Regions from separate parts of the Homo sapiens genome. Here region 2 is linked to region 1. Evidence: read pairs that join two places in POLR2A ChIA-PET (ENCODE). Cell type or tissue: HCT116. All regions are shown on one strand. Each heading gives the region's core, and the rest is flanking DNA. Links, peaks and the distances in the headings are about the cores only. Region 1 overlaps SYNE1 (spectrin repeat containing nuclear envelope protein 1). Region 2 holds the start of SYNE1-AS2 (SYNE1 antisense RNA 2).

Region 1 (4,397 bases), core at 100-4,099:
TAGGTACAATGTCTGCTTATATATAAGACAACAAAGCAAAAAATCACGGCGGAGATATGCTCTGCAAGGGCCTGTGACAAAAGATTGTTGATCTTTGTGTAACTGCTGTCTTCTATAAGAATCTATGTTAAAATTATTTTTTAAATATAGATCCAAGAATGCTTTTGTTCTTAAGATACCAGGATATCAGGACATTGCCTGAGTCTGTTATTTCCCAGATCTATTAAGGCCTGGGTATCTTCAGTTAGCATTATCAACCTGTCTAACCATAATTATTCTGTGACTAAGAATGCCTGACGTGGGAATGCTACCCAATAGGTGTCATCCTCATTTACCCAGCCCCTATTCAGGCCCCTACGAAGTCACTCTGGTTCTCACATCTCTGACATTAGAAAAAACACAATGGATTTTCTTTTCTTTTTTTTTTTTTTTTTGAAATGGAGTCTTGCTCTGTGGCCAGGCTGGAGTGCAATGGCGCGATCTAAGCTCACTGCAACGGCTGCCTCCCAGGTTCAAGCGATTCTCCTGCCTCAGCCATCCGAGCAGCTGGAATTACAGGCACTCCCAACCACGTCCAGCTAACTTTTGTATTTTTAGTAGAGAATGGGGTTTCACTATGTTGGCCAGGCTGGTCTCGAACTCTTGACCTCAAGTGATCCACCCCTCTTGGCCTCTCAAAGAACACAATGGCTTTTCTCACAGTGCACTCTTTTTAAATAAACACAGGCTGCTTTACTTCCTAAAGGGGGCACGTGAGAACTCACCAAAAGAGTCTACAGTCTGCGTTCTCTCTTCAGCTTCTGAGCCAGATCATCTCAGGACCTGGTGTCTTTTTCACTGTGCCCCATGATGCAGTCAACCCACCCTACTGCTCGAGTCATAGAAACCTGGGAATCATCCTTGACTCCTCCCTGTCTTTCATCGTTGACTCCTCCCTCTCTTTCACCCAATTCAGTCTCCAAATTGGAGAATTCCAGCTGCTTAGTATCTCTTGACTTTGTCTTCTCCTCCTAATCTCCAAAGAGAGGCCTTGTCATCTTCTACTGAAATACTGAAACCATCTTTTATATTGTCTTACTGTCCTCAATGTGTTTTCCAAAGGCTGCTAAATTTGCTTTCTGAAAATACAAGTCTGAACTTGTCCTTTGCAGGCAGAATATCAGTTTCAGAGGCTTCAGAGTGACTTCAGGATAAAGTCCAAATTCCCAACAGACTTTTAGGATCTTTTTCTTATCTCTCTATTCTTATCTCTTATCCCTTGTACCAGCACCAGAAAACACTCCTCACATTTACTGCTAGGATTTCAGCATACATTTTTATCTAAACACATTCCACAAGTAGGCTGTCATGTTTTTCAGGACTCAGCCCATCATCACCTTTTCCTGAGAAGCCTTTCTGCACTTTCCTCTTAAACCCCTGGTGGGCGGTTGGGTTGAGCACACTCCTGTGGGCTCCTTCAGCACCTGGGCCCTCTGTCTTTGCACAAATCACACTATATTGTACTGTTTCCTTCTATCTGTCCCCTCCCCTAAATAATCAACTCCCTGGGGTGGGGACAGGGAATATCCTTTGTACCCTAAATGCCTAACCAAAGTCCTAGTTTGGGAAAGGACTGTATGTTTGTTGAATAAATAAACAAACGCTTGTATTCCCAGAATTTGGGGATGCCAAGGCGAGTAGATCGCTTGAGGCCAGGAGTTTGAGACCAGTCTGGCCAGCATGGCGAAACCCCATCTCTACTAAAAATGCAACAATTAGCCAGGTGTGATGGCACGTGCCTGTAGTTCCAGCTATTCAGGAGGCTGAGGGACAAGATTCACTTGAACCTGCCCAGGCTGTAGCTCAGTGGCGTGATCTCGGCTCACTGCAATGATGACGAGGTTGCAGTGAGCTGAGATCACGCCACTGAGCTACAGCCTGGGCGATAGAGCGAAATGCTGTCTCAAAAAAGAAAAAAAAAGTCATGATAACCTTAAGGACTTCATTATATTTTATTATATGCAAATATTTACTTGGAAAAAAATTATTTCACATTTAAGTTTTCTTTAAACTTTCACTACAGTTATTAATACTGTGGAAAATATTTTCTATATTTTGGATTGTAGCCATAAAAAGGAGTCCAAAAGGAGCCAACAGGCCAGAGTAGTAACTTTTTTTTTTTTTTTTTTTTTTTTGAGATGGAGTCTCACTGTCACCCAGGCTGGAGTGCAGTGGCATGATCTTGGCTCACTGCAACCTCCACCTCCCGAGTTCAAGCGATTCTCCTGCCTCAGATTCCTGAGTAGCTGGGACTACAGGTGCCCACCACCATGCCCAGCTAACTTTTGTATTTTTAGTAGAGATGGGGTTTCACCATATTGGCCAAGCTGGTCTTGAACTCCTGACCTTGTGATCCACCCACCTCGGCCTCCCAAAGTGCTGGGATTACAGGTGTGAGCCACCGCACGTGGCCCAGAGTAGCAACATTTTTGACAATCACCATACATTTTGCCAATTATTTTTCAAAGAGATTTTACCAGGATACCAGCAATGTTTGAGAGCTCTCACTTCCTTAAATATGAACTTGAAAGAAACAGTATGAATGTGACAGTTAAGTTTGTCTTTCTTCCTCTCTTTTTTTGCTGAAATTTGCATTTCTAGACTTCTAAGGATGTTGGCTTTTTTTCATTGTTTTCAAATCAGTGGTAACTTAAGTCCTGTCTGTTCATATCTAAGCATATCTTAAAGCAAAAGATTGGAGTTGCTTAAGAAAGACATTGTGGGAAGAATACGCAAGATTGATCAGAGAAGAAAGACTGTGAATATAGGGAAAAATTAGAAGCTGTTAAAGCATTCCAAAAATGGAAAAATGAGGCTTTGATCTAGAACCCTGTAAACAAGAATGGAAACAGGGATTCATTTAAAGGCCACAAGGATACATAAATAATATAAGAGACAAAAATCTAGAATACTCGATACCCATGTAACTCCTATAAAAGTCACCCTATATTTTATTATATGATAACTAGCCTATTAACTATCTGTGTCTAATTTAAGCTTAAGTTACAAAAGGATGAAATAATTTCCTGGATGACGTGACTGACAGAAAAGGAACATTTTTCTCATGTAACTTCAGAGGAAATGAACTAACATAGCCAGCATGTGATGTGGACTCATGGCTTGCTCTGGGCTGCCCGACCTCCTGTGGAAGGCCAGATGACAGGCCTGGGTGAGGGCTGAGGGAGGAGGCGGGAGATCTCCCACTGAGCACCTGCATGTGCCAGGCAGACGTTTGCACGTGTGTACCTTAAACCACTTGATCTCATAAGTCTGAAATACGAATATTATTTACGTCTTCATACAAATGATGAGAAGACAGAATTCAGAGAGGCAAAGCATTCTGCTCCAAATCACACAGCCCTGCATGGCGGAGCTTGGTTTTCCCACCAGTCTGAGTGTGGAGTCTAGAATCTTTCCACACTTCATTGCATCTCTTCACAGGAAAGAATTTCCCACCAGATCCCTGCAGATAATTATTTCAAAGAAGCTACAGAAAATGAGTTCTACAAGGCTGATTGGTTTGGGTCTTGGTGTAAGGTAGGTTTAGGGAAGATCAAGGATATTTATTTATTCAATTTCATGAAATTTCATGAGAAGCTCCTTTCTGTCCAACTACTGAACAACTTAGGGGTACCTTAGCATTCTTTTTATCTGGTAGCTCCAAAAATTTTACATCACAGCCCTCTAAGTGTTGTGTCAGTCTACCCAGTTAAATCAAATTGCCCTTGGTTACTTTTTAAAGATTATTTTTCCTAAGGTTACCTGATGCAAAATATATTGTTCCCGAAGCTGGCTTGCAGAATTCCATGCAATAGTTCCATGAGCCAAGACTTTAGCTTTTTCAATCCACTTCAAAATTAATTCAAGCATTTCATTGTATTCTTCTAAATGTGATGCTGCCTGAAAAACCAGTAACATTAATGTAACAAATGTAAACTCCTCAGTTTCTTGAGCTATAAATCAGTCTTCTCTCTCTTTGGACACAACAGTCTTAGGGGTTGATCATTATAATACCTATGATATTCAATGGTATCAAAAGATCGTTTCCCTGTTAAAATCTGTCAAAGCTTTCTCAGTGACCTTAGGATAAAGCTCAAGTTCTTAATATGATTGAATTATTCCTCTTTTTCTTTCTTTTTTCTTTTTTCTTTTTTTTTTTTTTCCAAGGTCTTACTGTCACCCCGGCTGGAATGCAGCAGCTGGATCATGGTTAATTACAGCCTCAATCTTACGGGCTCAGCCTCCCACCTCAGCCTCCCACGTAGCTGGGACCACAGGCACGTGCCAACCATGCCCTGTTAAATTTTTGAATCTTTTGTAGGTTTCACCATGTTGCCCAGGCTGGTCTCAAACTCCTA
Region 2 (4,397 bases), core at 317-4,316, 87 kb after region 1:
TTGCTTTGTTGACTTTGAAGTTCTTTTTGTATATCCTACAGAATAAAAGTATATTATGAAGGATATTCATAACTTGAGAGAAATACTCCATTTACTTCACTATGGTACTGTTTTACAATCTGAAATTGACATTGTTGAATCCACTCCATGGTGTATACATTTTGGTGCGTTTTTGAGTACTTGTACTAGATCTGTACTGATTCTTTCAGAATTTTGCCCAGTTCTCCTTGGGAACAAACAGCTGTTGGGAAGTAGTTAGGAGGTGAGGTATAATTTAGCATTTCAAGCAAACTGAATAGGTCCTTATAGATTCCAGTCCATGATCTTGGGTTTAGTCAATTGATTAGAGACCATCGCAGTTCACATTCTTCAATGAGACACTTGAACTTTGTTTCAGAGTCACGTGCTCACCAAAAGCACCAGTAGTTAATTTAAAAAAAAAAAAGGAAAAAAGACCTCAGTTTCTAGTACAGTAAGGAAATATGCTAAAAGAGAACAAATTGCATTTGTTGAAAAGTCAACTCAGTGCTTGTCCTTTACAGATAGCTAATTAGGAATGTTATCTATTAATATGGATAGGAAACATGAAAATGGGCCAGGTGTGGTGGCTCACACCTGTAATCCCAACACTTTGGGAGGCTGAGGCCAGTGGATCATTTGAGGTCAGGAGTTCGAGACCAGCCTGGCCAACATGATGAAACCCATCTCTACTAAAAATACAAAACTTAGCTGGGCATGGTGGTGGGTGCCTGTAGTTCCAACTATTGGGGAGACTGTGGTAGAAGAATCACTTCAACCTGGGAGGGGAGGTTGCAGTGAGCCCAGATTGTGCCACTGCACTCCAGCCTGGGTGACAGAGTGAGATTCCATCTCAAAAAATAAAAATAAAAAAATAGAAAACATGGAAATAGAATGTTTTCTCAACTTCTTCTTTTTCAAAAAATATACATTATCTGGATGAAAGAAGTCACAGTGACCAATAAATATAATTAAGTGATGAAAAACTATTGGATACTCAAGTTTGAAAATTTGTGGAAGTCACATAGTTCTTCCAGAGGCTCCACCCTTTTATAAAAAAGAAAAAAAAACTTTGAACAAGCATAGACTCTGAGCAGGCACTACAGCAACACATGCTTTCTATTTTCAAGGTATTCATTTTTGATTTCTGAACACCTGCACCCAGTTCTTCACGTGTTGCTTACTTTGCTGTGTTCAATGTCATAAATAAGTTGGTCTGGTGTTCATATGGGTAACTGAGAGCAGAGGTTATATTTTTTATTATAGTCACCACAAAACAGAACTACAATCACCATTTGAATGGAAGCACTTAATGATAGTTTATTACCTACCTTGACTTTTTTCAATGCTTCACAAGTCTCATTTTGGGCACAGTTCATCAACGATTCTTCCACTTTTGTGAACCATGTTGTTATGTCATTAATAAACTTCTCCACTTGTGTACTTTGAGCCGTGAAATCCTTCAGGGTTCCTTTTGCTACTTCAGTTATTTCTTTGGCATGCTCCAGTTTCTGCATTAAGTCTGCTTCTATAAACTAAATATCAAGCAAGATTTCATCAATATCTCTGAAGACCAGAAGAATACTCATTCAGTAGAAATTCTGTTCACGTGCAGCTTAATTGTCAAAGCCACACAAGTCTCATCATGGAAGCCAGCTCCAATGTTAATATGCCTTTCCAAGAAGGAAAATCAGTGGACACAGTTGCCAAACACATGAAGTGATGGGCAAATAGAAAGAGGAAGGATTGTGTTAACACTGGGTGGGAGAGTGGAAGCTCTAACTGAGGTTCCAGGGAAGATGTGAGAGGGCATTCTGAAAGTAGAGCTAGACCTACCCAGAATTCCCAGGTGGTGACCAAAAATCTGCTCTTGATTCTCCCTGGAAATACCCATTGTCTGCTCAGATGTAACACTATCTGGGGCAAACATCACTGTAGGATTTTATCATAAAACAATTTTATTTTTGTCCCCACTGTTGCTTTAAAATATTGAGTGGGGCTAGTTATTCTCTTTTCCCTGGATGATATAGCTGAGGAGGGTCGACTTCTATGGCCCCCTAGTTAGTCAAAGGACATATAGTCACTATACATTGAAAAACAATCTCAATTCCACAATTCAAACATCCTGGCCTATTTGGTAATGAAAACTTTGAACTTAACTTAAATTGAAGGCTTCTATTCTTACCCCCACCTCAGATCTGCTGGGAGCAGGAGACCAACAGTGTGGAAGGGAGTAAATATCTTTCTTTCTCTTCCTTCATTTTATTTCTATTCTGCCACCCTGTGTAAGGCTTCTTTCTCCCATAGGCTCAGACTGGCAGGAGGCGGGTGAGGCATTCTGACTCACTGGATGGGCATCTGTGCCCTCTAGGCCAGGCAAGGTTTAGCATTCATTCCTCCTCCCATAGGCCTTGGTCTTGTGTTTTTCTGACTTTTTTCATGCTTGGACTTCCCAGTGAAGTTCCCTAGACACGACAGTGCGCTGTTCTTTGGCTCTTTACTTTCTCATTCCTCAGCCTGGAGGCCTTTCTTTAACTTCTCATTGCTAAGGTCTGTTTATCCTCCAGATAGCCTTCTTAGGCCACCTATAATATCCTCATATGGTGGTCTCTTCCTTTCTTTTCCTCTCCTGGTTCATATTTGGGCCAGAGTGACCTCTGGCATTTACCTCCAACTAACTTTGAGGTGCAGGACCCCACAAGCCATCATTTATCCTTTGGCAAATATAGCAGCAGTTAGCCAGCCTGTCTGTCACTTTTAGGATTCTTTGGGGGATAGAGATCAGACTCCCATGCCTGCCAAATGCAGGGGACAAATATCCTGTTCTTCAGGTGGCACTGCCGGAACCCTTCTGCCTTGAGGTAAGGTAAGCCACCCCCTCACCTCTTCCTTGAGTATACATAGGGGTGCATGTATGTGCACACGTGTGTGTGTGTGTGAGAGAGAGAAAGACAGAGAGAGAGAGAAACAGAGAGAGAGAGAGAGAGAAAGGAAGAAAGAGAAGACTAGAGTACACCAATAACTCTCTGAAGATCCTGCTCAACTCTGTAAAAGTCCAACTGTTAACCATTGATATCCCCAACACAGGCGGCATGCATAAGGACTCTTTATCTTTTTTGCATATGGATAGCACCTCCTTTGTGTCTTCTTACTTCACACGAAACTTCTAGCATTCCTGTGCATGTATATCATCCCTAATGGTACTGCTGAACAAGCAGTCTCAGGTCAGAGCAAAAGCATAACTGATCAACTAGATTGATTGCTTAGCCCAAAGTAGCAAATCAAAGAGAAAGCACAAGAAGAAGAAAGGAAATGTAGAGAAAATCAACAGAAGCAGCAACACATATGGAAGCTAAAGGGATGCAGCAGAAACCTGAGCCTGGAGCCAGTGGGGCTGCCAGCCAAAAGAGACCCACCATGCTGGATGCTTCCAGGGCTTGGGCACTGAAGTAGCCCAGGTGTTCTGACCAGTGCTGATCTACCCTGGCCTGCTTCATGGTTCCCGTGGATTTGTGCCATCTGAAGGGCCGTGAAGGGAGGTTTATAGTGGTGATCCCTCTAAACCCAGTTATTCAGTAACAGCATTAGGAAAATATCAATAAGAACATCAACATTCATAAGAAGGGTTTCTAGGCTGGGCGCAGTGGCTCACACCTGTAATCCCAGCACTTTGGGAGGCTGAGGCAGGCAGATTGCATGAGCTCAGGAGTACAAGACCAGCCTTGGCAACATGGCAAAACCTCCTGTCTACAAAAAATTTAAAAAATTAGCCTGCCATGGTGGCACGTGCCTGTAGTCTCAGCTACCAGGGAGGCTGAGGTGGGAGAATTGCTTGAGCTTGGGAGGCAGAGGTTGCAGTAAGCCGAGATTGCACCACTGCACTCCACCCTGGGTGACAGAGTGAGACCCTGTCTCAATAAACAAACAAACAACCAACATCAAAAACACCAAAAAAAGAGGGGGTTCTGTTCCTGTCTAGACATGAAATGGTCCATGAGGCAACTTGGCTGAAATGCTTCCGAAATTCAGTAGGCAAAAAAAGAACTACCCTTATTATAATATTCGAGTTGGAAATATGCTATTAATACTGGCTGAAGGAATGTGGAAATATATTAATATTTTGACTCCCATGTCTGATACAATCCACATGTTTCCTTGGAATTATGGTGATGATGATAACATCGAGGACATATAAAGGAGATATACATATATATGATATATATATATGAGATACATATATAGATGTATATGAGATATATGTATCAGATATAGATATATACGAGATATAGATATATGAGATATATATATATACACACACACACACACACACAGAGACAGAGAAAGTCTAGTATATGGTAGTAATTACAAAATGGATGGAA

Evidence for each region. ChIA-PET counts read pairs that join two places held together with the same protein. Peaks named below come from ENCODE experiments on the same cell type or tissue, not always from the same donor. Only the 100,000 strongest peaks of a DNase experiment are listed, where the experiment ranks them.
Region 2: POLR2A ChIA-PET joins it to region 1 with 5 read pairs; 2 of 35 experiments call an interaction of 5 or more read pairs at or near these places.

The regions. Positions count from the first base shown.
Region 1 is chr6:152,313,048-152,317,444 of GRCh38, forward strand. SYNE1 (spectrin repeat containing nuclear envelope protein 1) reads right to left here. Exons shown (of 146, transcript NM_182961.4): 87 at 3,802-3,939. Among named protein-coding and RNA genes, the nearest start is that of SYNE1-AS1, 65 kb to the right of the region's middle. In HCT116, for the core only: no CTCF peak of the experiment used is centred there; no DNase peak of the experiment used is centred there.
Region 2 is chr6:152,399,789-152,404,185 of GRCh38, forward strand. It overlaps SYNE1 (spectrin repeat containing nuclear envelope protein 1), which reads right to left. Exons shown (of 146, transcript NM_182961.4): 47 at 1,350-1,553; 48 at 1-35. It overlaps SYNE1-AS2 (SYNE1 antisense RNA 2), which reads left to right and starts at 2,458. Exons shown (of 2, transcript XR_007059819.1): 1 at 2,458-2,879. In HCT116, for the core only: no CTCF peak of the experiment used is centred there; a DNase peak (open chromatin) is centred at 2,363.